2 separate regions of the Homo sapiens genome follow, and region 2 is linked to region 1. Evidence: chromatin loops called from intact Hi-C (ENCODE). Cell type or tissue: natural killer cell. All regions are shown on one strand. Links, peaks and the distances in the headings refer to the core of each region. The heading gives the core; the rest is flanking DNA.

What was found. Peaks named below come from ENCODE experiments on the same cell type or tissue, not always from the same donor. Only the 100,000 strongest peaks of a DNase experiment are listed, where the experiment ranks them.
Region 2: a loop joins it to region 1, with 4 times the contacts of the local background. A loop is called at or near these places in 4 of 110 quality-filtered maps.

Annotation. Positions count from the first base shown.
Region 1 is chr1:164,652,785-164,669,059 of GRCh38, reverse strand. The region is part of intron 2 of PBX1 (PBX homeobox 1); the gene reads right to left. Among named protein-coding and RNA genes, the nearest start is that of PBX1, 100 kb to the right of the region's middle. In natural killer cell, for the core only: no CTCF peak of the experiment used is centred there; a DNase peak (open chromatin) is centred at 8,439; H3K27me3 peaks cover 1,400 bases.
Region 2 is chr1:164,708,097-164,724,371 of GRCh38, reverse strand. The region is part of intron 2 of PBX1 (PBX homeobox 1); the gene reads right to left. Among named protein-coding and RNA genes, the nearest start is that of PBX1-AS1, 58 kb to the left of the region's middle. RefSeq lists a silencer at 7,128-7,237. In natural killer cell, for the core only: no CTCF peak of the experiment used is centred there; no DNase peak of the experiment used is centred there; H3K27me3 peaks cover 3 bases.

The DNA.
Region 1 (16,275 bases), core at 4,808-12,807:
TTTATATTCCCTTTGCTCCCCAGAGTGGGGCTCCAAGATGATAAACACAGGAGTGCCTCTCTCATCTGCGGGAATCGTAACACACAGTCTTCCTACCAGACTCCCAAGCAGACGTGTGCTAAAATCTAAACGGATTCTGCCAGGCGAAATGAAATTCCCATTATTTTTAATTAATCCTTAATTAAAATATATTACTCCGCAGATTCCGCAAATCTCTCTTAATATGCAAATGCGGCCCATTCAAGGATATTTACATATCATTAATTAAAACGGCACATTCTTTCAGTCTAACAAGCTGAGGGGCTGTGGCTGCTGCCACATTGGCGCGAGGAGCCGGTCCTGGCAGTGCCAAGCTCATCTGATAAAAAGATGTCAAGTGTTGGCTGCGCCTGGGGAAGGTAAGGCGAAAGGGGAAGAGTATGTTACACTTTGACACTCTTGAGCACAAGAACTTCAAATATTATCTTGGGGCTGTGGCCAAGTGATTTTGGCAGGGCTCGGAGGCTCCCTGTTATCGACACCTATCTAAAGATCACCTCAGGAGACAGCCCAGCAGGGCCCTGGCTGGGAGACCTTGTATTTCTCTCTCAGGTGATCCTAAGTCATGGTGGAGGTGGGGTGGGTGGAGGAAGATGTTGGCGTGTGAGAGGTGAGAGAATTTGTATACATTTGTCCAACTTTTGCTACAGGAGTAAAGTCTGACCCTCAAAGTCGAACCACCGCCCCAAATCAAGACACAATCGGGTCTGGTGGGGAAACATTAAGCATAATATACCCATCCCTTACAAATTGCTTAGGTAAACAAAGGTCTTCCTAGGAAAGACCGGTCGCTTGGGTGTGACTTTATGCTCATTCCACAGAGTGCTGAAAAGACAAGTTCAGGACCATGTAGCCAAGGCCTGACTGTTGGGAACAGATGACAGGAGGGTGGTATGACATAGTTCCTGACCAAACGTAAAGGAGGAATTCACCTAGGAAAGGCATGTAGAAATGGACATCAATCACTCCATTTCTAAAGACAAGCCCTATCAATCAGGGAGAGATCTGCAAATAGCACTCCACCCACTCTGGAGGGAGAAGTGGGAGAAGGGGGCAGCCATTTGTGTACAGCCAGGACAGCCTGCTGACCTCCCGTAGCTCACTGCCTGCAACACCTGAGACTAGGAAAGGCTAGGAAACAACAATACAGGAAGTGTGAACTGCATCTACCTCGAGCCTTGTTGTCCTGAGACCTCTGGGAATCCCCACATCTGAGAGTCTCACTCATCAAGATGGGGCTGCTGGTAGCTGGCTGGGCTCTCTCACTAGCTAAACGGCTCACTCCTGCACAAGTATTTGAAATGCGTTGTCTCGGCAAAATTACAGCTGATTACATCCTGTAGATTTGTGGCCATTTCTTAATAGGTGAAACCAAGAATATTAAATCTTTGAATGCCAATGATCTACTGTGAAACTATTTAAATTATGACAGGGGTCCATGTGATGTCTTGAAGCTGAAGCAGCTACCCAGGGACTATAATCTAAGGCTTCTGGTCTTGACCCAAATGTCCACTGCTTCTCTGTAGTTCTGCCAGGGTCGAAGTTATTGCTCTGCCTGTATATATATAGACAGAGCTATACATATATACACACACACACACACACACATATTATACATATGTTATATAAAATACATGTTATATACATTATATTATATAGATTATATTATATATTTGTGTGTATATATATTTCTGATTATAAACTTCTACAAGGCAAGTCCCTTAGCTAAAAAGGTCCTTGCATTGTTTTTTACTTAGCTCATTGCCATGCAAAGACAGGAACTAAATACACGCCCAGTGCAAGATTAGATGAAATCAGTAAGAAAAAGGGAAGGTCACAAGGCCAAGGTTCATGAAGATGGAGCAGTTGGCCTGAAAAAACCTTCAGAAGCAGTGTCAGTCTGGGTAGGGTGAGCAATGAAGTTTTCAAAGCAATTAACTAGAATGGGCAGAACCATCCTAAGACAGACACGATGTCAGGCTCTATTCTTAGGGTGTATCTTGGTGCTTCACAGCAAATTCGGGTTCAAATCTCAGCTCTATACAGAACACACTCTGTGACAAAGAGGGTTCCATAACATCTCTAAGCCTCAGTCTAGGTATCTGAGAAACGGAGAATCATTGCCTGCCTTAAAGGGTTCTGTGAAGATTCAATGAGACGATCTAATAAAAACCTCAGCACATAATTAGGACTCAGTAGAAGGTAGCAAGTAGTAAATTATTATTTATTTTTACTACTTTTTTTCCTTTAGGCAAATGGCTTAGTCTCTAAAACCCTTTCCAATTTAAAAATTCAGTAACTCCCAGGAATCCTCTCCTTCCCGTCCCTCATCCTCCACATTTGCTTCAGCACCTCTCCTAGGCCCATAGGTGTTATTTACTGATATTCTTGGAAACTAGTATAGGGACATTTCCATTACTAAAATAGCAATAACAGAGGCCCCACAGTTCTATGAGTTTATCAAGCAGCAGAATATTTGCTCCATCAGCCAGAATCTGTTATCAGGCTTCTTAGAGCAGCTATCATTATTTCATTTTTCTTACTCAGACCAATCTGAGAATGAACACCCTAGTACATTATAACAACATAAGCATTAGCTAAATACATCACTGGATCTTTGAAACCTTAGGCATATTTATATACAAAAACAACAAATAAGAATAATAATAATAATGGACTTAAGCCTTTTGTTAGCATTTGTAATATGTCCACTGAATGCAGATATGAACAGAGCCTCTTTCCTTTCCATCTAGCTTTTGAGGCTTTGGGGAAGAAGGGCTGAGACGCCAAGTGGCAGTTGAGAAACCCCCAGGAGAGACCACTATGTTAGACAGTCACCCCAAGAGTATTGCAAATGGGGACATCCTCTGGGAGGTGAGGGATTCGTGGGAATAGTGAACGGTACCCAGGAGTCACATCCCGTATCTCTTCAACTCCATCTTGTCGTGCATACCATTCCCTCCTGGAGTTGCCCAACACTGAGAATCCCATACCGAAAATTTTATGGCTGCCTAATATCTTTAAGGCACGACAATTTTGATAATTCCCTACTTTACAAGTCCCATCTTCTCAAGGCCAAGCCAGAAAACTTAAAACCCTAGACTCCCTTGCAACTAGGTACAAGCAGATAAAATGGGTCCCATGAATCTGATGAAGCCTCACCAGCACTTGGATTCTAAAAAGCAGCAGTTTAATTTAGGGGACTCAATCTTTTGCCATCCACGATGACAAGCTATGTAGTTGTTTAGGGGTGGAAGCGGCCACATTCCTGATGTTAGGTCCTGAGTGTCCTGGCTGCTAGAAGCAGAGGTAGAGGTGTTTCCAGTGGAGACAGCCCCATAGGGTAGCTGGGTGCTACAAACACAGGCTGCCAGGCCCTCCAGACATTCTATGAACTAACCAGTGTCCCTTTGTTTTTTTAATCTGAAAAATTAGGCTGGGTTCAGTGGCTCACACCTGTAATCCCAGCACTTTGGAAGGCCAAGGCGGGTGGATCACTCGAGGTCAGGAGTTTGAGACCAGCCTGGCCAACATGGTGAAACGCTGTCTCTATTAAAAATACAAAAAAATTAGCCAGGCATAGTGGCGCATGCCTGTAATTCCAGCTACTCTGGGGTCTGAGGTGGGAGGATCACTTAAACCTGGGAGGTAGAGGTTACAGTGAGCTGAGATCGCAACACTGCACTCCAGCCTGGATGACAGAATGAGACTCTGACTCAAAAAGTAAATCAATAAAATAAAATAAAATCTGAAAATTTTAATAAATTTTTAAATAAGTTTCTTAAAATGTTTAATACTTTTTTATTTTATGTTAAGTAGCCAGACTGAATTATTTTTAGCACAACTAAAATTTCTGACCGATACAGCTATGTTGCCAATGTACAAGAGATCATCTAGTCTTTCCCATTTAGACAGGAATATTGTAGCTAAACTATTCACAGAATTTATTACAGAATTCAAACTCCACTGAAGAAGGTTCACAGTCCTCCTTTTCCCTCTTTTACAAAATGGTCTCTTTTCTAAGACCCTGCAACACAGATTCCAAGCTTGTACTATGATATGGTTTGGCTGTGTCCCCATCCAAATCTCATCTTGAATTCCCATGTATTGTGGGAGGGACTCAGTGGGAGGTAATTGAATCATGGGGCAGGTCTTTCCCACGTTGTTCTCTTGATAGCAAATAAGTCTCACGAGATCTGACAGTATTACAACGGGGAGTTCCCCTGCCCAATCTCTTTTTTTGCCTGCTGCCATCCACATAAGATATGACTTGCTCCTCCTTGCCTTCCGCCATGATTGTGAGGCCTCCCCAGCCATGTGGAACTGTAAGTCATTAAGCCTCTTTCCTTTGGAATTTGTCCGGTCTTGGGTATGTCTTTATCAGCAGTGTGAAAACAGACTAATACATACCATCACGACCAGAATAATGCAGAATGATGCCAGGACTTGTCTCATATGATAGGAGTTCAACTCAAGCCAAAAACTCTAATACATTGTGCCAGTTGATATTGTGACTAGTTTTGGTATGGTCAGTTTTGGTTTGGTCACACCTGACTGTGGGAATCCAGAGTTGGCTTGGTACTGGCGGCAACACAAAGGATGTACCGGGGCTTCCCACAGCTTCCCAATTGTGGTGACAGTTTTGGTACGGCCAACACCAGTTGTCAAAGGCAGCACAGACATATGACTAGAGGGACACCAACTAAAAAACTCCCTCATCTTACAGAGGAAGCCACATAACCTCAAAAGGTCAAGACACCTAGACATGGTCCGCCTGCTGGTTAATGTCAGATCATAATGAGAAGGAAAGACTTCATTATATGAAGATGAGGAAAAAGCAGACTTTCTCAACTCCATGACCTCAGTTAACCTGTTTCAGTTGAGACATCTATGTCCTTCTCTTGAACAGACAGACACTTCCCTTGGTTATGTAGATTAATATTAGGTAATTCAACAAACTCACCAAATGCAAAGTGGCTGCTCAGTCTCTGACTGACAATCCAGCCTTTTTGCTCTTTCAGGATTTACCTGTCACAAATGGGGAGACTGTTTGAAACCCCCTGACAAAATAATCAGGCACCATTCAGCAGGTGCTTGGATTCCCACACAAAGGACCACCATCTTTCACTTTCTTTAATACTTGGCTTCTGGGAAGAGTTATTAACTTAAACACCATCTGATTAGTCATAGCTCTACTATGAAAGTTGGCCTGGGGTTCACCCCTAACGTACCTGGCAATTGATATTTTATTTAAGGCGCCAACACACTTCAACATACTTTGCTAATATAATTATTTGCATAGGACTATGATGGATAGGATATCATACCAAGAGCAATACATTGAGGAGCACTCAAAAAGGTGTTTGATGATCTCATAAATGTTTTAATTGCAATGACAGACAGGTGCAATCATCTCATTAAATATAAGTATCTTTGATATAGCTTTACTTTTAAAGAACACACAGCATGTCGATGATAAGTATCTTTACGTTCAGGTCCCAGATCAGGCAAGCTATGGGCCAGAGCCCAAAGCACGTAATGTTGAACAGGTTCTACGTATCATGAACAGTAATGTATTATCACACTACATCATGTTGTACCATAGGGAGAAGCAATCCTACTAAGATACTTTCTACTCTGACCAAATCTCTAAATAAAGGATGGAAGGAAAAAAGGAAGGAGGAAAGGGAAGAAGAGAGAGAGAGAGAGAGGAAGGCAGGAAGGCAGGCAGGTAGGAAGGCAGGCAGGCAGGCAGGCAGGCAGGCAGGCAGGAAGGCAGGAAGGAAGGAAGGCAGGAAGGCAGGAAGGCAGGAAGGAAGGCAGGAAGGAAGACAGGAAGGAAGGCAGGAAGGAAGGCAGGCAGGCAAGAAGGCAGGCAGAAAGGTAGGCACGCTTCCATTTGCTTAAGTCATTCCTTTGACTGACATGCTTAAGGCTATGGCTTCTGGGAAACTATTTGAAAGTTACACAGCTGGGCAAGACATATTTTCACTAGTTGTGCTGATGTTAGCACCAATGTATTTCTATGATATCATCAAAACATTTGTATTTTAGAGTTGTAGTTCTTTATAATAACCCTCACAATAATAAAATAATAAATGAAGAAGGTAGTTCTAGTTCAGGAGTAAGAAAAACAATATCTGATCAAAGTTCTGCATATTAACCATCACTACAAGAAAAAAAATAAATGTTCACACATGTTCACATGCATGCACATAATGACATAGAATGATAAACCTTCACAGTACAAGGTGACGGTGACTGTAACAACGAAGCTACCAAACTCTAGGCAATTACGGGAAAGACAAGTGCTTGAGCATGAACAAAGGCATCTCACTGCCACCAGGCTGTGCAAGAGGCCTTGATCCACAGAATGCTCAAAGCTCACACTCCTGAATCCTACAGGGGATCACAGATTCAGGGAGGCTTCAGGCTTATCTGGAACAAGCTGAAGAAGGCTCCTCGGACCCTGAACCAACAGGAATTGACATCAGACCATCACAACTGACTGAGGAAATGCATAGTCGGCTTGGTACTGGTTGCAATGCAAAGGATGCACTGGGGCTTCCCACAGCTTCAAGGTATTCTGCAAAAATCCTATTAACTCTGCCTACACCCTGTCTCCTAGAAGGCCCAGAGTCTGGTCAGATGGAAATTTCCAAAAACAGACTAAAGAAGTTTTTGTTTGTTTGTTTGAGACAGAGTCTTGATCTGTTGCCCAGGCTGAAGTGCAGTGGCGAGATCTTGGCCCACTGCAACCTCCACTCCCCAGATTCTGGCAATTCTCCTGCCTCAGCCTCCCGAGTAACTGGGGTTACAGGTGTGCACCACCACACCCGGCTAATTTTTGTATTTTTAGTAGAGACAGGGATTTGCCATGTTGGCCAGGCTGGTCTCAAACCCCTGACCTCAGGTGACCTGCCCACCTAGGCCTCCCAAAGTGTTGGGATTACAGACTTGAGCCACTGCACCTGCATCTGGTCTAAAGAGGTATTTAAAGGAGGGCTCTTCAAGTCTGGGAAGAATTGATTTGTTAGGATTTGGAAAGTACTCAAGAAGAAAACATTTAGGCAATTGATGCCCTCCATGAAAGTGTATTTTTAGGTCTTTAGTCCTTTTTTTCCTGTTTTTACTCTACAACCTATCCCTGCTTGAAAACATGAAATAAATTTTTAAAAAATTAAAAAGCTAGCACTACTTTTCTTTTAACTTCCAATGAGGTGATAACGCCTATGTACACATTAACTAATACCAAAAATAAAATTACAAAGGTCAATATAAGAAACTGGCTTATGGCTGGGCACAGTGGCTCACGCCTGTAATCCCAGCACTTTGGGAAGCCAAGGTGGGTGGATCACCTGAGGTCAGGGTTTCGAGATCAGCCTGGCCAACATGGTGAAACCCCGTCTCTACTAAAAATACAAAAATTTGCCAGGCATGGTGGTGGAGGCCTGTAATCCCAGCTACTCGGGAGGCTGAGGCAGGAGAATTGTTTGAACCCGGGAGGTGGAGGTTGCAGTGAGCCAAGATCATACCATTGCACTCCAGCCTGGGCGACAGAGTCAGACTCCATCTCAAAAAAAAAAAAAAAAAAAACTGGCTTACAGTGAAATTGCTGGTGATCCCTAGACCACAATATCAGGGCTTTCCCTGAGGATGTAGAGGCTTCTTTGACATGAACCATTGGTAATGTTATCCCTCATGCCAGATGGCATGTCCTTCAGACACACCCATGGGAGAGAGGCCCTCGGCTGGATTCATTCACAGGTGTTCAAAACATCAGTATTCCTTCCCCACCATTACTATAGATGCTGAAGAACTAAAGGATAAGAAATGCAAGGGTTCAATCTCTGAAGAATTCACAGTCAAATAAAGAAGAGTTGGTAGACAGAGAAAAACATAGTAAAAGTCTTCTCCTCTCAGCTGCTTCCAGTCTGTGTTTACTTAAATAAGGTGAACAGGCACACCAACAAGCAGTATGCTTGCCTTCAGATGTGATCAGCTGTTGGCTTCAGCTGTGATCAGCTGGCAATTCTCTGGGTTTCCTCCTGTACCAGAATAGTACAGGTATACATCAAGGTGCTTGGCTCCACCAGTAAGGTAGGTAACTTAGTGCTGAGCAGAATTTGTGAGGGGAGAGGATATGAATCCTAGAAAGAGAATTAGTAGTCTGAACAACTGATATGTTATTTGTAGGCACAGACCACAATCTATATTATTGTTAAAATGAAGAAGAAATAATATACTTTAAAAAAAATCATCCTATGTTTGGTTTTCTAACCTCAATGACTAGCAAAGGCACTGAAGAGCTGTAGTCAAGGATGATGTACATAAAAGCTGCTCTGTTCTGTCAACCAAGAAAAGCAAGCAATGGCAGCAGGCGTCAGTATAACCACTAAGTGTGACCTCTAGACAAAACCACTTCCTTCTCCCTCTGCTGATGTTACTACAACTGACTGTGGTTTTAATCTAGCTGATAGGGTGACAAGGAGCAAGTTAACATAAAAGGAATTTATGCAATGGCACAGGTCCTACACTTTATCCCAAGAGGAGGTCTGTAAAGTGTCCTTGATCTTTCGCCAGTCTTACCACACAGGTGTTTTGGGTCTCAGCACTGCCATGTCAGCTGCAGCTGAGACGCCTCAGCTCCCTGGCAGGTGCTTTTCAAACCCAGTGTAAGTTCCCCAAAGCTCCAGGCCCCAGCATGTCCCACATAGGCAAGGTCCCCAAAGGGCTCCATTCAAAGCCCAAACCCGTATTTCAGGTTTAGACAACATTCCCTTATATTTCAAAGCCAGGTGCAATCCTTCTCCAGTTTGCTTAAACCTTGTTTTCTACCAGAAATACTTGGCTCACTCAGAAAACCTTGTCCTTATCATCATCTACCCTGTAGAATATTGCCCCCAACCCCTCCTCATTTTCCTTTGGTGAGTAGTTTTAGAAACAGCATGTGATTTTTCCCTAACTTCTACCTGTCAAGGTTTTTGGTTGCAAACTACAGAAGTGGACTCTGGCTCACCTACCCAGGAAAGGAATTTATTGGACAGATAGGCAGTGCCTCTCAGAGTCAACAGGAAACCTGGAGAATCAAGCTCAGAAAAATAAGCACAGACAGCTGAGAATACAACCAAGGTGCTGCCAGAGGAAGCCTGTTAGGAGACAGACTCTGGTACTGCTGGCTTTGGGGACTTATCCCCACCACTGCCACCACCCTCGATTCTGCTGCTACCTCTGAGGCATCTGTAGTAATCCTGTCTCTCTGCTTAGCTCCCTCAAAACACAAGACTGGGCATGGCTGGCGTTCCAACTGGCCAAGCTTAGTGCTCTTGCTTAAGCTGCCAGGGAGAGGGAACAAGGGAGGATGTGTGAAGGGGGAGGCAGGTTCTGCAGCCACCCAAGCCAATGGAGGTGTCCACTCACATAGCAAAAAGATGTCCTTCCCAAACTCACCTGCTGCTTCCTCGGTACAAATCCCAACTTTCCCTTGCTCACTCAAAGAACTCCACTTGATTCAACAACCATTTTTTGGATGTACAGCACATGTTTGGTGCTATGTAAGGTGATTTAAGAACACAAGGGAAACATATGCTACAGCTTTGTTAATATAGAGGGAGGAGAGTTACATTCCCAATGAGGAAGTGGCAGAAAAATGCCTTTTCCAGGTCTGTAACTAAAAAGGAAAAGATCTGTGGATGCCTTTGATTTACCCCCTTTTCCCTCAGAAGATCTGGATGCAGAATTCCAAATGGTATTTCACCCTCTCCAGCTGAGATGTGAATCGATGTATATCTGCAAATCTGGGCACATTCTCAGGATGTGATTTCTAGAGCTTAAAACAACGAACCTAATTCCCAACAATTCAGGGAAAGAAATATTCCCTCTCTGTGTCCATGTGACATTGTTCATTGTAGGGAAAAAGAGATGATGAATGAATCAGCCCTTTCTTAGTGCCTCCTACCCATCAGACACTGTGCTATGAGGTTAATATGTGGGATTGCCACTGGTCCTCCTGAGTCTTAGTGAGACAATGGGAATGGACAACGACTGGAAATCATGGAGTCTGAGATCAAATCCTGGCTCTGTCATTTAATAACTGTATCCACCAGGGCAAGTTACTCAACCTCTCTGTCTTTTCTTTCCTCAGCTATAAAATGGGGATAATAAGAGCCTCTACCTCAAAAGGTTGTAGTGCACAGGGTAACAGATAACATATGTAAAGTGGTAATAACAGTATCTGGCATGCACATGCTCAATAAATATTGGCTGTTATTATTATAAGGTAACTATTAAAATCCCAATTTTACAGATTAATAATCTGAGGGTTGGAGAGGTGAAATAGCCCATCCAAGGTCATAAAGACCAACCTCATATGTAGATATGTAGCAGGCTGGAATGCCAAACAGTTTTGACTCTAAGAACCATGTGACACCATGCTGTGTATACACTTATATAGTGTCAAACACACTCGGGGATATCAAGCTGCAATCCAGAGAAAAAGCTGTAGTGCCACAGCTTTTGATGCTGAGGAAATGTCACAGCCATTATCTGTATTAATAGATCTCTAATATTTTATCTCTAGTAATTATCTGTACTTATTTTGGTCATTCTTGGAAAGGCAAGAACTGAAATTGCCAGAAATCCCTACGACCACAGCAGATAAAAAGCAGTTTTCAATCAGTTGAGCTCCACAACAGGCTGATGAGAACCTTTGGAAATGGCAGCACTTGCTTTACTGGTGTTGGGGTATAGGGTCACTTTTACAATTGAGCTAAACAGTGGCTGCAGAATTCGCATGGGCTGTAAGGTTGATTTGGCTTTTATTTTAAATTCCAGTCTTTCTTTTTTTTTTTTTTTGTACCTCATTTATTATTTGTGAAATAATTACAACTTCTGAATGCCATTATGAGTTAAGAGAGAAGGGGTCTAGCTTTTGGACTTTAGGTCTCCCCATCTACCACCTGCCTGCTACCCATCATTCTGGCTCCCCAGTCCCCCAGAATCTGCCTGACAGTGGGACACGAATGCCCACAGGCATAACAATGAAGCTGCTAGGAGGCCATACCCAAAGCTACTATGATGATAAGATGGCAAGACATGGAGTGGCAAAGGCACCAGAAGTTTAACTCTGGGACTATCTGTCCATCACCTTTCTTTCTTGCACAGCATGCAGGTTGCATGGGCTTAAACTGTAGTGGTCAATAAAGCCACACAGATCAGGGTGAGCAAATGAAAGGCAAATCTAACTCAGGTAGAAAAAAGAGCATTTATTTCCTTGACTGGTACCCTATCAAAGGAAAAGTGGGGCTTCTTTCTACTTGAGAAAACTCCCGATTCCCCAAAAAACAATATGCCCACTTATAGGTCAACTCAGATTAAACAAGAAGGTTAATGCACTCTACATCCAATGCTCCATATTTTACTATCAACTAAGTTGTTATTAGCCTCTTGCATGAATTTTGAGCCTTGTTTCTGTCCTCTCAGAACAGGTATCAAGAAATACATCTGCTAGAATGTAAAATTATCATTTCATTTCTAAGATTGAAGTAAATATTACTTAACATGTTGTATAAGCATTTACTGTTACTTTGATTTTATTGCTTCAATTAACCCAGTTTTAATGCATCATGATAATATTAGGTTTGGTTTACCATATTATTATTGCCTCCTGTTGAGATAAACATCTCCCAGATACATGACAGACAGCAGATGTCCCCACCTTCTGAATAGATACCAATGTATGATGCATCTTCTACATCCTAAAAATGTTCAATTAGAACAGGTGGAACTGCCCTAATGACTGAAATAATTGCTCCTCTTTGATGTTCTTCAACCACCATGGATTTCGGAAGCTTGTCTCTTGGAGCCAATGACATTTTATCATCTCTACATGTGTTCTTATCTTCCCACTCTGTGGAAAACAGTACCAATACACTCCATTGTTTTGTTTTGCTTTATCAAACAGCAAATTATATCCTTATTTGGAATAGAGTATGTTATCTTAATATTATTGCTTTAGTCAAATACTCCATATGGGAGTTTGAAGGGGGTTTTTGTTTTATTTTACACAGGCTTGGTATCATATATACAATCCACAGTCAACCCATGTATAAACTCACACTTGAATCACCAGTTGATGAAAAATATTATCTATTCTTGGTATAGTATGATAATATAATATATGTAATAGGATATTATAATATCATTTATATAACATAAGAATACCTGTAGCAGAACTGATCTCTACAAGTCTCATACATTATTAGTCATATTACAAGAATTTCCTGTACATTTTAGCATTTTATTGTCCTTTATACTTTCTATTTCACATTAAGAAGGTTTTTTTTTTCCGTCACTTTCCTCTATAGCCATCACTCAATCTTAAATTGACAAAGCAAATCCTCCAGTGGCATCAAATGCACACCATGTGTTAGCCAAATTTCAGACAGGTTTCCCCTCATAATTTGTCTAAGACGAAAGGAATAGATATGTTTAGTTTCAGGGAAGTGAAACTATTCAGCAATATCAGTATGTTGATCTAAACTAACTCAAATGAGATGAATTCTTTTCTGACTTCAAAATATGGATTAAATTAATAAGAAGAATGCAGATTGTACAGGCAAACAAATTAAGACAAAAAATTTCTATGAGATGTACTGAACATTTGCCTCCTGAATTATTGTTTACTTGAAAAAGAGCTGATTATATTAAGTATTTAAATGTAACTGAGACTTTTATCAGGACAGAAGTGCTTTTGCTGTTACCCATATTTAATCCAGCTACCTGGCTAGAGTTACATAATTATATATGTATTAGACCAATATTTATGTGGCACTTCTTACCACTGAGTAGCCATATCGATAGATCCTAACAATTATTCATTATATTAAGCAGCCCAATTTCTGGTCAAATAATCAGATGAAAGCATTTTATTTTGACTCTCTTTTAAAAATATCATTTCTAAAATATTTTTAAATGTTCCATATTAATTCCATTCTCCACCTGCAATTGAAGGCTAACTGTCTATATAATCTCCATCTATTCATGTTATGGTGAATACCTATCCTACATGCCTTCTTGTTCTTGTTCCTGTTCCATATATCTACTAATCCCAAAGGCAGCCATAGCCTCATTTGTCATACAAAATCTTCATCAGGTCCTTACACCATGTTAGACTATGACAATCATAGTAGTTTCACTGCATATTGATGCCATGTAAAATCCTATTCACTGAGATTTAGGGAGGCTACATCACATTAACTATATACAATGTTTTACAAATCTAAAGCCCAGTGCAAACACACACACAAAACCAAAACAAATGATTGCAGTCAAGGAGGTCAACTGAAGTTCCAGATCAGCAAACACAAACAGTAAGTCAATCACAAGAAAAAATTTCACTGAACATTACCAGAAATATTCACACTGTCTTGACTGTCTCAGTAAACCACTACAAGAAATGGTGGTCATCCTTGGAAGATTAAGAGTGGTCCCAACAGCCATGTATCTCAATGTTGTACTCAACATTGGACTTTTCTACTCCCAAAGCCAGACCACACTCCCATAGCATGGTGCTCTGTAGAAGACAGGCAGTTTAAAAAAGACTTCAGAGGCCGGGCACAGTGGCTCACTCCTATAATCCCAGCACTTTGGGAGGCTGAGGTGGGCAAATCACCTGAGGTCGAGAGTTCCAGACCAGTCTGACCACCATGGAGAAACCCCGTCTCTACTAAAAGTACAACATTAGACAGGCGTGGTGGCGCATGCCTGTAATCCCAGCTACTTGGGAGGCTGAGGCAGGAGAATCACTTGAACCCAGGAGGTGGAGGTTGCAGTGAGCTGAGATCGCACCATTGCACTCCAGCCTGGGCAACAAAAGTGAAATTCCGTCTTAAAAAAATAAAAATAAAAAAAAAAAAAAAACACACATCAGAGACTGGGGAAGAGAGATGCTAAATTAATGAATAACTCCTTTGGATAATTTCCATAAAATCAGTTCTTCCCCTGAGTTATCCAATCCAGCGTGCCATCCTTGACCCAAGAAGGCCACGCTAGGAGCCCATCTTCCATTCCCATCACATGCTGTGCTCCCCTCTGTGATAATACAGATCACATCACACATTACTCCCCAATCACAAGCTCCTGATGGCAGAGGCTGGCTTTATCTATTTCTTATACCCAGTTCGATAAATGCTGCTGAATGAATAGAGAAATGCTTAAGACTTGGTTAACTATCTTGGTTCTTCCATTGACTGACTACAACTGAATCCTTTCTGAATAGGCCTTAAATGCTACATAACTGAGTTTATTTTCATGAAGTTTATGTGTGTGGGAATGGAGAAGAAAGTAGAACTACTGATGTGATGCCACCAAATCTCCACTCTCAGACCATTCTCTTCCCATTTTGACTCTTTAGAAAGTACAGATATCACCAGGGATAGTTTTAAAAAGAAGGAAAGAATTTAAATTCCAGTATTTCTCACATCACTTGTCCATATCTTTCAAAAACCTTCTTGATCCTGTTCCTCCTCAAATGTGTTCAACCCAGCTGAAGCAGTGGATTTAATGACAAAGGCCATCAGCGATGAGATAATCACACGACATAGTAAGTTTAAAATCAATGAAACCTGAGGCCTGATGTTTTGCCATGATGTCACCTCTAACCAGAGTTCCAAAGACTGGGCCTCTTTTCTGTTAATACAAATGGCAAATCATAGAGACCCTGGAAATACACACGCACATCCTACCTTTTTGGTTCAAGGTAAAAGCACTACATTATAAGTAAGGGAACCTGGATTTTCTTGCCATTCTAAGTGCCAAAAATCTTAGTGGAGTGACAAAGTTTTTCATATTGTCCCCATCTACAAAATGCAAATATTAGAGCTAGACACCCTACCCCCAATGCACTGTGTTTACGGAATATCTGCCAGCAATTTCTAGTCCCGATTTGTGATATCCTTGAGTTGACTCTACTGTTTGGAAAAGAATGGTAAAAATTTATCAGAAACAAAATTCCATTTTAATCTTGGGAAAAAGGAGCAGAATTTTAAAATCAAATAACTAACACAGAAAACTCCAAAGAAGGAACAGGCTGTTCTATTGTCACACCTATTGTTATAAATAGCCAAGGACAATGAAGCAGACAATGAGCCCCAAGCAAAGAAACAAGTAAGTTCCAAGCCATTTAAAGTATGGGTTTGTGGGCCCAGGTTTGAGAGGTGCGGCCATGACAGGCTTTTGTCTGCCCTGTGCCTCAGCTCACTCCTCACTCTGTTACCCAGGCTGGAGTGCAGTGGCACCATCTTGGCTCACCGCAACCTCCGCTTCCCCGGTTCAAGCGATGCTCCTGCCTTAGTCTCCCAAGTAGCTGGGATTATAGGTGCCTACCACCACGCCTGGCTAATTTTTGTTTTTTAGTAGACGGGGTTTCACCACGTTGGCCAGGCTGGTCTCGAACTCCTGACCTCAAGTGATCCACCCACCCCAGCCTCCAAAAGTGCTAGTATTACATGTGTAAGGCACCATGCTCAGCCCCTCACTCATCCCTCTTGCCCAGCACCACGGCCCTGCCACTGAATTCAGGGAGCCAGGCCATCACCCATGTGCTCTAAAACGCTTATAAAAAAATTGTATCTTACATACTAAATTATTGTAAAAAGATTTAAAAAAAAAAAACAAGTGAGACTGGATAAAAAAATTGTGGTGTATTCACATAATAGAATACCACTCGATAATAAGGAGGGGTGAAGTACTGATGCAAGCAATAACACAGATAAATCTCAAGAAACAGTGTGATAAGTAAAAGCCGGGTACAAAAGTACACATGTTGTGTAATTCTACTAACAAAGTTTAAACAAGGCTGGGTGTGGTGGGTCACGCCTCTAATGCCAGCACTTTGGGAGGCTGAGGCGGGCAGATCACTTGAGGTCAGGAGTTCAAGACCACCCTGGCCAACATGGCAAAACTCCATCTCTACAAAAAATGCAAAAATTAGCCGGGTGTGGTGGCGCACACCTGTAATCTCAGCTACTCAGGAGGCTGAGGCAGAACTACTTGAACCCGGGAGGTAGAGATTGAAGCAAGCCAAGGTCGCACCACTGCCCTCCAGCCTGAGCGACAGAGTGAGACTCTGTCCGAAAAAAAAAAAAAAGTTTAAACAGGCAAAAATAAACTATGGCGGTGGGGGTGCGGGTGGTAAGAGAAGTAAAAGGGGCTGAAAGAAACTTTCCAGGGTGATAA
Region 2 (16,275 bases), core at 3,068-11,067, 57 kb before region 1:
GAAGCCTGGCTAGAGAAGTCATTTGTATTTTCTGTTTGTATGACATACATATATGAGAGAGGGAGAAAGAGAAAGAGCACTTACGGGTGAGAAATCCATGGGCCTGGAAGCTCAGTAGAGTTCCTGAATGTTTGGATTTGACTTACGACCTTTTGAACTGCAGAAGCAACGGTTCTGATGGCACGTTCTGCAGGACCTCCATGCAACAAAGACTTGTAACCCAGTATCACATTTTCTGTTCAAACAACATTCTTTTGGGGCCAGGGAAGGGTAAATCAAAATCAATTAAAATGCTTTTGAACTTCTAAGAAAGTCATTCCAGGTTTTAGTTGAAAGAACCTTGTTTCTGGTAAGCATACGTGTTCAGGTAGACCCACAGACTACCCCTAACCTGCATGCAGATTATATTATTTGGAAATAGAAGCTGAGTTCAGTAAACACTCCCCACACTTCAGCTCCTTCCAGGCTGTGGGCTCTGGCCCTTCTTCTCATCTGCACAGTTCAAATTAATTATACACTTTAATTTCATGAATTATTAATTTGATTCTGACTCGGCAGCTTATGATTATCCAGCGCTACAGACTATACAATTCCAGCTTCATTAAAACATCACCAGCTGCCTGAGAGACAGACATTAAATAGGGGAGAGCAATAATAAAATTAAGCTTCCGGCGCATAGCAACAGAGTCTTCCTCAGTCACAGGCAGTGCAGGGCTCTGCCGCCTGGCTGGCCCAGGCAGAAAGGAAAACGTCCTTTTAGACAAGTCCACGCCCCTTCTCTGAATGTGTTTCTTGGCCTTCCACCATGCACACAACCTCAGATGGTCAGATGGCATGACTGAGGGTTTGTATATTCATCTATCTATCTCTCCCTGCAACCCCTTTCATATGCCCGCCACCCCTGCTCGTCCAACATTAATTCTTTGATGACTGCCAATGCTCCAAGCACATCCAGTCTGGCCACCTCCCAGTGTTTGCGAGACTGCCAGCTTCTGGGAAGGGTTCACAACTGCTGACAGCTTAGCAGGTAGAGTGGAGCATAAGCCTCTAAAGAGTTAGCCCAAGAAACTCCTCTGCACTGTGCCTCTCTTCCCTCTCTTTGGCTTCTTGGTTTAAGAAGCAGTAGTCTGGTGCCAGGAAAGGGATTGGGTTTTAGTAGGAGTGTCCAATATGTCCAGTATATTACTTCACTATTTGGGGGTGACAGATGCATAATGCCCAATCTGGGTACATGTACAATCTGGTACATGATAGGTGCTCAATCAGTACAAGTTCCCTTACACCATCCTCGCATTTATAAAATGAGAGCATTGAGCTCCTAATCTCTAAAGCTCCTTTCCATGCTGATTTCTGAACCTCTGTATAGAAAGTTCACCATTTCTGCAAACCATATGACCCTAAGATACATCTGATGACTCTCCCCCAGAAATTCCATGCTTACTGTTAACAGGGAGTACTAAAAAATCATACATGTATAACTCAACAAGATCACGGCTATAAGGTTTGGAAGAATCCTCTTGGAAATCACCCTGGGCAGTTGCTCTTCAAAAAGGAGTCCTGAGCAGTGCTTCTGCACCCTTTGTGAAGTTCATACCCTTCTTCAAAGGGTTCAAGAAATCACTGGTTGCTAAGGCATGGTCTTAGTTGGATAAGCATCATGAAAGTAAGTGACAAAGAAGAAAAATGACCAAAACAAAGAAAAGAATGAGGAACAGAATCTTGATGGTCAGTGGAAGAGGAGGGGAAGAGAGAGGAGGAGAGGGAGAGAGATCCAAACATCTTTTTTTCTTCCATTTTGTATACAAAAAGCCCAGTTAGGCATGCAGAGTCTTCTGTGGATTAATATACTTCTTCAAATAAATAAAACCACAGCACTTTCTCCCAGTAACTTTGTGGCAAAACAATTTGTAGAAGGAAAAGGTTGGAATTTAGACATTCCATTTAGCTGCTTCAGAAATCTAAAGACCCCAAACCTTGTGGGATTTCAAATCGATGGAATTAATTAAGGGAGATGTCCAGCACTCTCCACTAAGTAATCAGCAGGTACAGTAGACCTGAAAGTCTATAAAGAAAAATGGAACCAGATGACATTGAGGGAGGCAGCAGGGATTAAAAAATGAGGATCCAAATGGGAAAGGTGCCCACCCATTGATCGCAGCATAAGAGATTAAGGCTTCAATGAGCAGCAAGAAGATTCTGTAACAGAAAATGGTTGCAGAGCATGAGCTTAGGCCCTGAAGATATCTATAATCAGTGACAGCCAGGCATAGACAGACAGGGCACCATTTGCCCAGGAGCCAGGACCTGTAAAGAGTCGGTCAGGGGGTAAGATATAAAACTGGGTTTAAAAGATGTTAGTAGTATATAGGATAGTGTATCATTTTATATCATGTCATATTTATTTTCTATTTCTTTCACTAAAATGGAAGCTCCATGAAGGTAAGAACTTTGTGTGTTCTGTCCACTGTTGGATCCTCAGTGCCTAGAATATAGCCTGTCACAAAAAGATACTCATTCATATTTTGTAAAGGGAATAGGTAACATGAACACAGGAATGAAGCACTGTAAGTGAAAATAGGCACCCTGCTAATCCTTAAGCGTGATTCCCCATTTCCCTGGACAGGGCAGAGTCAAGCCGAGAAGGAGGAGCCACAGGCCAGCTGTTAATGAGACACTAAATAAAACGTTCAGTATTCATACCTGTGGAACATGGGTGAACCTTCTGGTAACTCGATTTTTCACACCAATGACAGCAAATGAGAAAGTGAGAGAAGCTAGATAAATGTTTTTGAAAGCATTACTGCAGTGGAAAATAACTGCACTCTCAGGACACAGCACTGTAGCTCAAAGAATTCAATTGTTTTCGCTTTTAAGTCATTATCCTTCTTCCTCCATTCTCTTCCAGTCCTGTATAAGAAAATACACACACACACACACACACACTACACTGCCACCCAATTTTACAGATGGAGTGTCACCGAGATTTGGAGCAGTGCCCTAAACAGAATTCTGGCCACACTGAGAATCAAGTAGAAAGCCTTAAGACCCCATGGCTCCCAGGTTCATATGCAGCAGTCAAATGCCTGCTCAAGGGCCCAAAGGGGAGAAAAGCAGTGAGTCCCCTGTTCCTCCGTGCTCAGCTGACCTTTCCACCACAAAGCATGACTAGAAAAAGCCCCCTGCATGATGATGCCAAGAGGCAAATTCCAGAAATGGGAGTAGACAGTTTCCGATGAACCCTAGAATGCTTACAGACTCGCAGGATTAGAAGAAACCTTTATAGACACGTACACTTATCCTTGCTTGCTCGGCCATCTTCTCACTGGTTCAAGTAAACAGAACATGATGCCTACCAAAGATATCCTGACATGCTTCTGAAGAGAGAGGCTCCTTCCCCCTGCTCAAGAGGATGAACCTAAAATTTGTTGCAATGAAGGCACAGTCACTGTAAATATACCTCAGGAAGGAAACCGCAGAAACCCTAAGTCAACCACAGTTCCAGTACAGAGGAAGCCCTCCCTTGGACAGAGGTCATAAGGCTAAACAAGCAATGTTCCATTGGACACCTCTGTTACCTTAATAGGCATCTCATCACCTCCCTGCCCAAACGCCACTGCTATTCATACTGAATAAGACATTAGCTAGACCTGGAGGCAGGTCTAATGATAATATTTCTTCACTTGAGCCCCCGGTTTGGTCACTGGCAGAAGGTATCCTTGAGGGGCTTCTGTTTATGTCAGCAGATGTTAGCCTGAGAAGTAGCAGCTTTTGTTTCCATGACTTCTTCCAAATGAAGTCAGAAGCCTCCAGGGTTCTCAGATACATCAGAGAGTTCTAGGGGCATTGCTTCCTTTGTGGCCAGAACTATAATGTGGGGAGGGAAATGCTGACTTTCATTGCACAGTAGAAAATGTCAGTCATATTTCCAAGAATCTCTCAAAGGGGTCAGCATGTTCACTTCAGGATCCTTGGCAGTACGGGTGACTTCACATACAGTAAAAGATCCAGTAGGCTCTGGCATCTAAGAGCTTAGAATCCAGACATGGTGAAGTTTCCCATGAGCCCCAGATATCCACAAAATTGCCTGTGGTCATTAAACCCACAGGACTGTTAAAAAAAATAAAATACAGAAGTATGCAGAACAATGAAGGAAGGATTTTCTAAAACAAAAAACACAATCTTTCATTGTTTCCCCTGTCTTTACAATAAAAACACAGTTTTGGACCTGTCTGGACAAGGGGACTTTCCAGTTTCCATGTGAGGCTGGACATTTTGCATTCGATACAAATTAGTTCCTCAAAATCAGAATCAATTGTCATAAAATGTAGGGAAGTATTTTCCCACGGGGCAAGCATTTGTGGTAAAACTGGAAATGTTCAACTTGATTATAATGCTTCACGAAAAGGTCAGCGTGGGATTTCAGAGCTTTACCTTGAGGATGTTAACTCTGTTTGCAGGCAGGGTGAAATGGGAAGAGTGAGTTTGCCCAGGCTTGCCATGTCCACATTGCTCTGATCACCTGTCACAGGGCCAGCAGCAGACCGTGTGCCTCAGAAAACAAATGAATGCATGTATACACACGCACACTTTAGACACACACATACCCCCCATGTGCTTTCCAGTGCCCAGACACCTCCAAATTCGATGACAGAAAGAGTGTGCCAATGTGGGTATATTCATTGGATAAGACAAAAACAACATTACTAACAGTAATCTAAAACAACAGGTCTCAATTCACTGGGACATGGCATAGCATCACCTGGAGAGCTTTCCAAAACTACAAATGCCTGCGCCTCCCCGTATCCAGAAATTCTGATTCAGAGCATGCACAAATATTAAAAAGGCCCCCAGGTAATTATAATATGCCATATACCTACTCCCTGATTTCCTGTAGAGACAATATTTACAAAGCCAATTAATAGCCTAAAGCTTTTACTCAGGACAAGTAAAAATGGCTACCACTTCCTGATGTCCAGGTTCTGGCTGTATATTTGTCATAGAACTTCATTATACTCAGAATCATGGTTCACATTCCACAATTGACTCTACACATCAGACCATGAGCTTTCTAACCCTACCTCTAACAGAATGAAACACAGACAGAAGAATTTCTCCTAACCCTACCCCAGATTTAAACCTGAAGGAGAGTGATAGAAAAATGGCTCATCATTGAGTTGCTTGCTCCTGGGACACCATCCTAACCATTTGTTCTCTCTCACAGACTGGCATTTCTGTGTAGGTCTCTTTTGCAGCTCCTGGTAGCCCCTAGCTTGTTCAGTTTATCAGATCTGACGGGGTCATTGCCTGTGAGCAAGGCTGAGTAGAATTCTGAAACACTTTTTTTTTTAATCAGCCAAAAGTTGTCATTTGGCCAGATCCTGAGGGTGAGCCCCTCCTTACTCAGTAAAGCTGAGTGTGATTCAACTTGGAGGAGAGGGACTTACTATGAAAACTAGAAAAATAGGAAAACAATTTCAGTTTTAAGAGACCAAAATTATGCCTTACTTGCAAGTCACAACATTTTTACATTTTGAAATCTAAAATTCTGAAACAGACCTCTTTTTCAAAACTAATTCCTGCCACAATGATAAGAGTCTTTCAATATCTCCACCATATTCACACAAAGTCAAAGAGTCAAAAGCATTCTGAGTCTCCGGCAACCATCAGTCAGGCAACCTCTGTCATTGGCTCTGATTTTACGAAGCGGTAGAGGTGGGCTGGGCTCATCCTCAAAGCCTAGGCAATCCAGAGTTTGGCTGCCCATGTGCTTCTATGTCATTGCCAGGTGAAAACTCATGTGATAACAAGAAGCACAGTGATTCCACAGAACCATTTTGAACACTCCATTTGTCACCCAAATCTTAAATACCCCTGGTTGTCAGGTATTCCTCATGAGCCTATATGTACCAGAGTTAGTCCTATGGGAACAACGCCCATTAGTGAAGGTCACCCCACCCTGACCACTCAGAGTTATGTCCTCAAAGTTCCTAAATGTGATACAACTGGAAGCTTTAATTGGCAGAAGATTTTCACCCCAGGCATGGCTATCTTTGTGGAGGTTGTGTATGATGAATTCTTTTGCCCAAAACACCTAGATTCTCCAAAATTACCTTGAATATGCTGCAATGCCAACAATGCAAGTTTTTATTACACATTAATGTATATGGCAAATTTAGAGTCAAAAAAGAAGGTAAAACATGCCACATTCGTGGTAAGTCCAAATGGAAACACAACTTTATCCACAGTTTAGGAATCAGACTTGGATCTGACTTCCAACTCTGTGACTTAAAGCATGTGTCCCCTTGGGCAAGATACTTACTTACTTTGAACCTCAGTTTTGAATCTACGCAAATGGGGATAATGTCATTTGCCCTGATATTCTTTTTGAGAATTAAATCAACAAATATGGTGTCTGACACAGTACATGCTTAATAAAAGATTGCTAGTATATTAACAGTTGTTATTATTATGTTATTATAGATTATCTTCTCACTGAAGTTATGCTAGGTACTACTTCTTAGTGAAGAACAAGTCCTGGACAGGGAGCAGGTAATATTAATACCACTTACTGCTCTGAAACCACCATCTTCCCCTAGACAATGACTATTAACTTGTTTTTGAGCTCTACCTCTGACGCCTTCAGCCAAGGCACACCTGTTTCCAGGTAAGACTAGATGAAATAAATGCTTTGTTTCATTTCTCCATTGGAAATGAGGTCTTGGTCCATGTTGAGGATGTGTCAGGGGTGTGTCTGTTCTAAGTTTCTGGAGCCACTGCACACCTGCTCGAGTAGCTGAAATGCATACTCCGACCATCTCAGAGCTACAGAAGTCCCAGTTGCTGCTGGAAGTATTTTTAGCTGCATTATTTATTTGAACACCTGCCTGATAATCCTAGACAGAGCTCAGTCTGGGAGGGGAAGGGCCACCAGAACACCCAAGCGTTCCTTCCCAATATGGTTGCATTTGCTAATCTGTACCCACCCTGTGGCCAAGAAGAGCCTCTCTCTTCCCAAAGAGTGGTTCTGATCACAACACACCACAGGCAAATAAAAGTCTCCAAAGAAATACCTCCAGTGTCATATTCTTAAACAGGACCTCATAAAACCCAAGAACCTTAATGCCAATGCCATGTGAAACACTGAGCCTCTCATCCTGGCAGCTATGAACATATTAGTCACCCTCAGCTATCCTTCCGGTGGTGACACACTACTAACCAGTATCACTTCCTTTATTTTACCCGTACAAAAACTGAGATGCAGAGAAAATGGCTATAAAAATGCTGTCCTCTTTCTGACCATTCTGCGTTCGTGTATTTGGTTCTTCTCAAATATAATGTCCTGCTGCTGACTTCAACCGTGCCCATTTTTCAGTTCATAGCCTCAACTCCTTTCTCTTAACTATCAACTCCCCACCACAAACACCCTGAAACTTAACTGCTCTCTGTCTCCGAAACTGCATATTGTCTGTATTCCAGTATTTAATGTTTTAATTATGTTCCATGTTGAACTGTCTGGCACCCAGGATGTGCTCAACAAATTGAAAGGATGATTTTTAGGTCTTGTAAGAAAGATACTATGCATGTTTTGGCTTTTATTTTTTCGTTAATAGATTCTTTTTTTTTCTTCTCTTCGTGTATTTCTGTGTGTGTGTGTGTGTGTGTGTGTGTGTGTGTGTGTGTGTGTGTAGAGATGACATTTCCCATGTTGCCCAGGCTGGTCTCAAACTAGGCTCAAGCGAACTTCCTGCTTTGGCCTCCCAAAGTGTTGGCATTACAGGCGTGAGCCACCACACTTGGCCTTTCACAGCTTCTAACTCAGTACCAGAGACTTATCAGGTACAGAATAAAAGGTTGCAGATTGACTGAAAGCCCCTCTCAAGGCCGCACTGCCATCTGCCATCATCAGAATGTTTACAGATCAAAATTCTTGCTGCTGGCACTTAGGTCTGGCTCACCAGGTCATGCTTTCTCTGCTCATTCTGCCTTGGGCTAAATTGCCTAATTTTTCAATATGTAGGCTACATATTCTTTTCAAGGGGGTAAGGATCTTATTATTTATTTAACTCACTAGAGTCTTAAGTGACTGTTTATGAAAGGTTCTGAGATCCCAGAAGGAACGATGTGGCATTTAGTGCAAAGCACCACTGCCTTGCATAGATCAGTGGGTGGTGTGTACAGACATACACATAAAAACACTACTTGGCAGTCACCACACACATTGTTTTTGTATGATCTGAAAACATCTTGCTGGCATAATTCATAAGCAGAATGTCTTTATATTTAATGACCCAAATATGCCAGTCACGTGCTTCTGAAAAGCAAGTTAGATCCAATAAAACAGCAATTTTGTTAACCCTCCTCACCACCTCCCCACTAAAATAATCTCTGCTTTAAATTCTGACCTCTCTGAATGGCTGCTTTGAGAAGTATAAGTGGGCAATAGGCCTTTGTAAGCCATCATCTCATAGTGTAGGCATGAGAGGAGGCGTGGAATACAAATGGTCCTGGCCAGTGCGAGTTATAGACCCAAAGATACAGATTTTTAAGGAACTGGTAGAATTTATGCTATGAGAGGAAGAGTTTATCCCGGCTTAGACTTCTGAGTCAGAGAAATAGACTCAAATAATTCACAAAATCCTATTTTAGAAGAGAACAGTCATCCAGTCCAGTTATAGACTTTGAAGGCATGAGCTAGTCAAGCAAAAGTAGACCTTCAGCAATTACTTATCCATTTAACAACTATTTATCAAATACCTATTATGATCCAGGTATTATTCTAAGCACTAGACAACAACAGGAGTTAGATAGATAAGGTCCCCCAGCATGGTCCTGTCTCTTCCCTTCTTCAGGACAAATGACAAGAATGCCATAGCAATATGCTGGGGAGGGTTCTTGGGCAGCTAAGAATACACCAACTCCTGCTACTGAGAACCTCAAAATCAACTGACCCTCAAGATCACTAGGCCTTCGCAGGTCTTCATGAACAACCAACTACAAAGAAAACAAATGACAATAACAAAACTCCATGATTATAATCAGACCTCTGCAGTACCGAAAGGTCTTCCATATACTACCAAAGACATCATCATCATTTTTCACTGTTTCTCCTGAAAGATATTTAACAAATGAATGGCTGAGAATGTGCACACAACTTAGAAGAAAAATCATTTAATTCTGAAGGAGTCATCACTTGCAAAGCCCAATTAAAAGTCATATTCATTCATTCATTCAACTATTCAATAGTGAACATTTATTGAGCAGCTCTGTGTGTAGAGCACTTTATGAGTTAGGTGCCTTGGGAAATACTGAGATGGATGGCACAGTCCCAGCTCTTGAGGAACTTAAAAAAAAAAAAAATCAATGGGGAAATTACAATCTTCATTTTACAGATGAATAAACAGTGGCATGGACAGTTAAGGGATTTATTTTGAATGCTTCATCATAGAACTAAATCACAAAATAGTCATCAAAAAGATGCAAAAGCACTGAGCTAGAAGGTAGAATATCCTAGCTCCAGTCCTGGTTCAGACTCACTGGTCAAGTCCATCCCCTTTCTTGGGTTCTAATACCCTTTACAAAATGAGTGGGTAGTCTTCAGAGTGGGTTCTTCCAGCTCTAGGACGACATAATTCTAACACTTGTGAACAGTAAGGTTTGGTGGTCAGAACTAAAGAACTCAGTCTCTTGACAAAGGGAATGACGTTTAATATGAATTGTTATTGAGAGAATTTAAAGTCCCACCTAAAGGAATATGGAAGCTATTCCATTCCACTGGCTATTATTGCATTTGTTCTTAGAAGATGCTCAGGCCTAAATATCTTCTTCAGTGGACTTTCTAATTGGTATCTCTCCTATCTTAAAATAATGATATAAGGAAGGCTGCAGCCTTTCCCTACATCTCCCTTCAGCCCCTGCTAAGTATCTATAACACAGGGTAATAAGTGTTTGCAAGAACTACATTGCTCCCTGTAAGAATAACTGTTCCAACGATAATGTAACTCACCTATGTGTGATGTGACAAACGGGGGCTTAGCCTACATGTAAAGAACTCTTAATTAAAGGTTTAATAGACAATGAGAGGCTTGAACTAGATCATACATGTAAGATCCCTACCGGCTTTGGCTTTCTATATTACTATGAATTCTGTGAAGACAATATAAAAGATTTCTTTATTGAGTTAATCAGGGAATCTAGAGCATTAACCAAAATCATTTATATTTGGCTTATCAGTGCTTACTTCCAAAAAAGAATAATAGGAATTAGTGTAGAAAAACCTTAGTTTGGATCTTTAAAAACAAACTGTTTAATAATTTCACAACATTTGGAACCCTCCCCAGAGCTGTTCTCTGAACTTGGATGATGTCTCCTAAATTGCCAGTCAGCTGGCCATTTTGCAACACGTGAGCTGTGAAATCATATATGTGACGATCTAAATGACAGAAGAAATGGCTTTGAATCCTTTTGTTTATATTTAATTTTTCCCTTCCTGCTTCGACATATCATTTGTCCTTAATACTTTTATTTTTTGGTCCTAGAGGCACAGGTGGTTCTTATTTCAGGCTGTATGAACAGTTCTGCTATTCAAAGATTAATGAATAAAAGGGCCTTGTAAATAGATTAGCATGATAATGGTAATAATGCTTTCTGCTGCCTTCTGTGCCTACTTCAATCTGTGTGCCCCTGAAAATGCCTCCCCTCCCCCATGCACGGGTTCCTTTCCCCTCTTTCCCACCACCTGATTCTTTCAGTCTTAGGAAGACAAAGTGACCCACGAATCAGGCAGCTGTACAGAAAGCAAGGAGAGGATGGAAGGAAGGGGGAGAAGAGGGGTGGAGAGAGACAGAATAGAGAGTAAAAACCCTAATGTACTTTAAGATAGGAAGGTTTATGCAGAATGTGGAGAAAATACAAGACTCCACTTTTTAATGCAAACAATATCTTCAATCTTCCCCTTCTTTTTATGACACTTGCTGTCTATCTATCACCATTGGAAACTTACCTGTTTTTATTTTAATCACATGTTCCTGACCTCCTACACATACCTTTTATCATAGCTGTTGGAGAGCCATGTTGGAGGTCAAGATTTTAGAGAATTACATCTAGAAGCAAAGGCTAGTTACAGGTTTGGCTTTTCTCTATCACTACATAGAGAAAAGTTCAAAGGGCCTTTCCTTGAAGGTTTTACCAAGAGGCAGAAACTTCTCTGAAAACTTACAACTCCTCCCCAGGGGTTTAGTGTCAGTCATTAACGAATGACTTGGTGGGACCTCTGCTGACATCCTCCTTGAGCCTCAATCAATGTAAGGAGACTGTAAGGATCTCCACACTCAAGACTTGCCTGTGCTCCTTTCCCCGTAGCCTAACCCATCATCTGGCCTCTAGGCATGTGTAAGGATGATGAGTTGGGCAGGGCAAGTCATTCTGGAGGGATGCCATGAAGTCGTCGTCCAGGCAAAATGGATTTAGACAGAAAGCAAAAGTCAGTCCCTAGAGCAGGAGAGAATGTGGAAAGAGACCAGTCTTTCAGAACCGCACACCTATGCCTGCCTGCCTAGGTGGAAAGTCCAACTGCACGGAGACGCTGAACGGAACAGGCAACGGGCCCACACACCAGGCCAGGAAACAGTCACTTCCCTTCCTTTGTCTCCTAAGACCTGCACGTGTTTTCCCTCATTTGAAGGGAGCCCGGAGCACTGGAAGCTGGGCTGACCCTCTGCCTCTCATGGTGATTAACATCCCCCTCCACCTCACTCTGACCCCCAAGGGGGCACACATTACTATCCACCCCACCTCCTGCCTCTGTGCCTTCCGATATCAACCGGGAAAGGAAAATCTAAAAATAAAGCCAGGGCCAGAGTGTGTACCACTCGATTGGGCTCCTGTGCTCACAGATCTGCTTATTTTGGCCTATCTCTCCCGAGCGATAAGGCTGCTAACAGCCTGTTATCAGCCAGTCGGTGAAAATGTGCTCCAGCCTGATTAGGCCTCAGTCTTTGCCAAGGTTATAAACAGCCGTTATCGTTTTCCCGAACAGAATAATCCGGACAGTATCAGCTCAGAAACATATGGGCCACACAGAGAAGATAGCCGCTGACGGACACTTCATTTTAATTGTAACGAGTGGGTAGCAGCAGCCTGCAGACAGCAGACAGAGAGCTGCCCGACTGGCAGTGGGGCTTTTTTTTTTTTTTTTTAATCTCTTCTTCCTTCCCTGGGTTCCAACGCCTAAGCTGCTTTGATATTCTGGGTGGCATAATGAAGTGGCCCCTCCCCCAGATGTTACCAGTCACCAACCATGACCCTTCCCTGCAAGGCAGATGGGACCCTTCTGATTCTCTTACGGTGGGGGGGTTTGAGGTGGGGGGGCACACAAAAACCAACAACCAGCAAAGGGGAACCACTACAGCTCTCCCTACTCTTCAGACAAAATTCAGTCTCAGTAACCTGTCCTGTCACCCCACCCTGCTCTCAGCCCCCACGGCCATGCTTCTTAAAGACCCTCGGCCTGTGAAGGCCACATTTCAGTGTCCGGCAGACGGCAGGCTTTCAGCACACGATGGCTGAATACTTACGAATGGGGCATTTATAGCACTTCCTTCAGCCTTCCACATGTACACATATACATCAGGCAAGATTAAGCTTGCAGGGAACAAGCCCACGCATGTGGGATTTTGTGTTCTGAAAGCAATTTCCAAAATCTCCGCTCTCCCAATGCTCTTTCATGAGATTCATTCCTCAGGCTTGACACAGAAAGCCAACTGACTGGTGTGAGGCAAGTAGGAAGGTAGACACGACAAAAAGAGAAAACTAGCCGGGCGCAGTGGCTCACGCCTGTAATCCCAGCACTTTGGGAGGCCAAGGCATGTGGATCACGAGGTCAGGAGATCGAGACCATCATGGCTAACATGGTGAAACCATGTCTCTATGAAAAATACAAAAAATTAGCCGGGCATGGTGGCGGGCGCCTGTAGTCCCAGCTACTCGGGAGGCTGAGGCAGGAGAATGGCGTGAACTTGGAAGGCAGAGCTTGCAGTGAGCCGAGATCGCGCCACTGCACTCCAGCATGGGCGACAGAGCAAGACTCTGTTTCAAAAAAAGAAAAGAGAAGACTGATGATTGAAGTTTTGGTGAAAGGGTCACCTGTCTGCTTCTGGGTCAGCAGAGGTCTTGGTTGCTGACAACTAGGCCCTGGTTCACTGCTGTTGGTACAAAGTCAGCAGCCACCCTGTTCTTTCATAGGGTGATGTATTTTCCCCCCTCAAATGTTACCATAAACAGAGTGGTAAGAAATGAGCAGAAGAAAAAAAGAGAAAGGGTTGACAGCAAGAAGGTACAAGATGAAGAGTGCATCTCTCCCTGCATTGAGCAGCAGATGCACTCTGTGTTGCCCCTATTGTTGCTAGACTAAGGTTCACGCCTGGCTGGCCAGATGGGGTCAACAACAGCAGGTGGGACTTGGAGGAAGGTAAGCCATCACGCCCTGCCTTGCACTTAGTCATCCCTGTTCATCCTTCTCATCAATATTCATGTTTCACAATATTTCAAATAATTAAATATCCTCAACTTGTTCTTCTTTTCCTGATCCTCTTCTCTATTTTACTCCCCTCTCTCCTCCTTAAACCCTCAAGGCTTTTCTCCGTTTTACCAAAGAAAGCCAGCACCGCCAGGCGTGGTGGTTCACACCTATAATCCCAGCACTTTGGGGGGCCAAGGCGGGCAGATCACCTGAGTTCGGGAGTTTGAGACCAGCCTGACCAACATGGAGAAACCCCGTCTCTACTAAAAATACAAAATTAGCCAGGTGTGGTGGTGCATGCCAGTATTCCCAGCTGCTTGGGAGGCTAAGGCAGGAGAATCGCTTGAACCCAGGAGGTGGAGGTTGCAGTGAGCCGAGATGACGCCATTGCACTCCAGCCTGGGCAACAAGAACAAAACTCCATCTCAAAAAACAAAAAGGAAAAAAAAGAAAAAAACCAGCACCTTCCACTGCCTGCCTACACGCTCAATATATTCAATGGCATTGAAGACATCCCCCAGTTTAAATTCAACATCTGGAGTCTTTCTTATAAGAAAGAAAAAAACTGAAAAGAGAAAATGGAAAAACGGTATATGAATCTAAAAGAAATTCCCTCTGATGTGTGATGCTGCTGCCTCCCTCTTCTTTTGACATCAGTTTCAAATTCTGCAGAGAAAGGATGATGTTGCTTTGCCCACGAAGAAACAGTCACAATAGGTAATACTCACTGAACACTGGTGTATGTGTCAGACACTGACCTAAGCATTCTACATAAATTTGCTCATTTAATTCTCAAAACAAGTCTATGATTCACACCCAGGTGGGCTGCTCACTGCTGCATCTATGCAATTCTAGGGACTCCTGGGCCTCACACCCAGGGAGCACCCTTTCCCAGCAGCCTGAAGAGGCCTGTGTCAGCTTGGCCACCCACCCCATCTCCATGCTTTCCTTCTGCAGATTAACAGGGACTGGATGCAGACAGCACTCCGGACCCGAGACGACTTCTGGTATTTCACTGTCAAGTGAAAATTGAGTCCGTGGTAATGTTCCTGCAATAATATCAAATTCAAAAGGGAAAGATGACGGAAATTCTGCTGCCAGCTGAAAGGAGCCTGAGGCACATTTTTGTTTTAATTCTTTTTTTCATGGCTTTTCAACACCTGCCTTCGCTCTTCCACTTTCCCAACAAAATATAGTTTAGGTTGCCTTGCAGTATTAATAAGAGACTGGCCAGCAGACCTATGCAAGAAATTGCAGTGGGTGGTCTGCGTGAAATGTCTTGGTGGTCTTAAACTCGGTCCTCTGACAAAGTTCAAGGTTACAGTGGTCTTTCCCGAGTTGCCATCAGAATCTGAAAATATCCTGGAAACATGAGAATCCCCCGCTGAACTCATGAGTTGGCTCAGCAGTTGTTTATTCAACTTAAAGTGTTTTTCCCCCTTTTTCTATTTTTGTTTTCTTATGCTTTCTGTTTCAATGGACCCAGCTTTGTCCTTGCACAATTTCGAGTGAACAAGACTAGAGGATTTCCTGAAATAAGCAACTGGGCCTATTTCTCCAGCGGTCCTGCTTCCCATTTTGTCCATGGCCACCTTCTGCTGATCAGCTTCCACTTTCTTAGAAAGAAGACTAGCTTGCTCAGAGTTACACAACAGAGACAAATGGAGCCTTGAGAGTAGCAGATAGACAAAAGTGACCAACAAAGTTAGGTGTGCTGCAGCCTTCCTGTGTCTGCCACGTCACTGACATTATGAAGTAGCAGGCCCCATGAGTACCGTGACTACTTCTCAGAGTATCTATGGCACCACTGCCATCGCTGATTTGCTGGGGTGTCTCCGCGGCTGTGTGTACACCTCAAGGACTAGGACACTGTCTTCCTCTAGTCAGTATCCCCAGCACCTACCATGGTACCTGGCATACAGTCAGCACTCAATAAGTAGTGCTTAAAATGAAGAAACAGATTCAGTGCAAACCTGCTCAAATGGGTGTTCAAGGCCAAGTATTTTGGAGATAGCCTAGATTCAAACTTGGCATTTTCTAACTTTGTCTTGGTTACTTCTTTAGCCTCAGTTTCCTTATCCCTAAAATGGGTATAATATAATCACAGTACCTGTGCCATATATTTGTTGTAAAGATTGTATATGTTGATGGATGCAGCCGGAGGCCATTATCCTAAGTGATTTAACGCAGAAACAAAAAATCAAATACTGCACATTCACACTTACAAGTGGGAGCTAAACAATGGGTATACATGAACGTAAAGATGGCAACAATAGATACTGGGGTTTCCAAAAAGGAGGAGGGAGGGAAAGGGCAAGGGCTGAAAAACACTCTCTTGAGTGCTGTGTTCATTATTTGGGTGAGGGATTCAATAGAAGCCCAAACCCCAGCATTATATAATATGCCTATGTTAACAAACCTGCATATGTACCCCCCTGAAACTAAATTAAAAGAAAAGAAAATATTTTTTTTAAAAAAAGACTATATATGTGTAAAGCACTTAGCCCAGCTCCTGACACATAACAGTCATCTGATAAATATTTCTTACTTAGGAATGACCATCTCTCACTCATCTCTATCTGCCCCTTACACAGCTACTACAGTAGTCAACCTCTCTTACCAAAGAAAAGGCTGCGTGCAGTCCAGGAACTCTGGTTCCTATCCCTGCTTTACTAGGATTCCAGCAGTCACTTAGTCACTCTGCCTCGCTCTGCTTCTGTGGCCTGCATCAGGCTGAGGTCACTCGGCCTCACCTAACT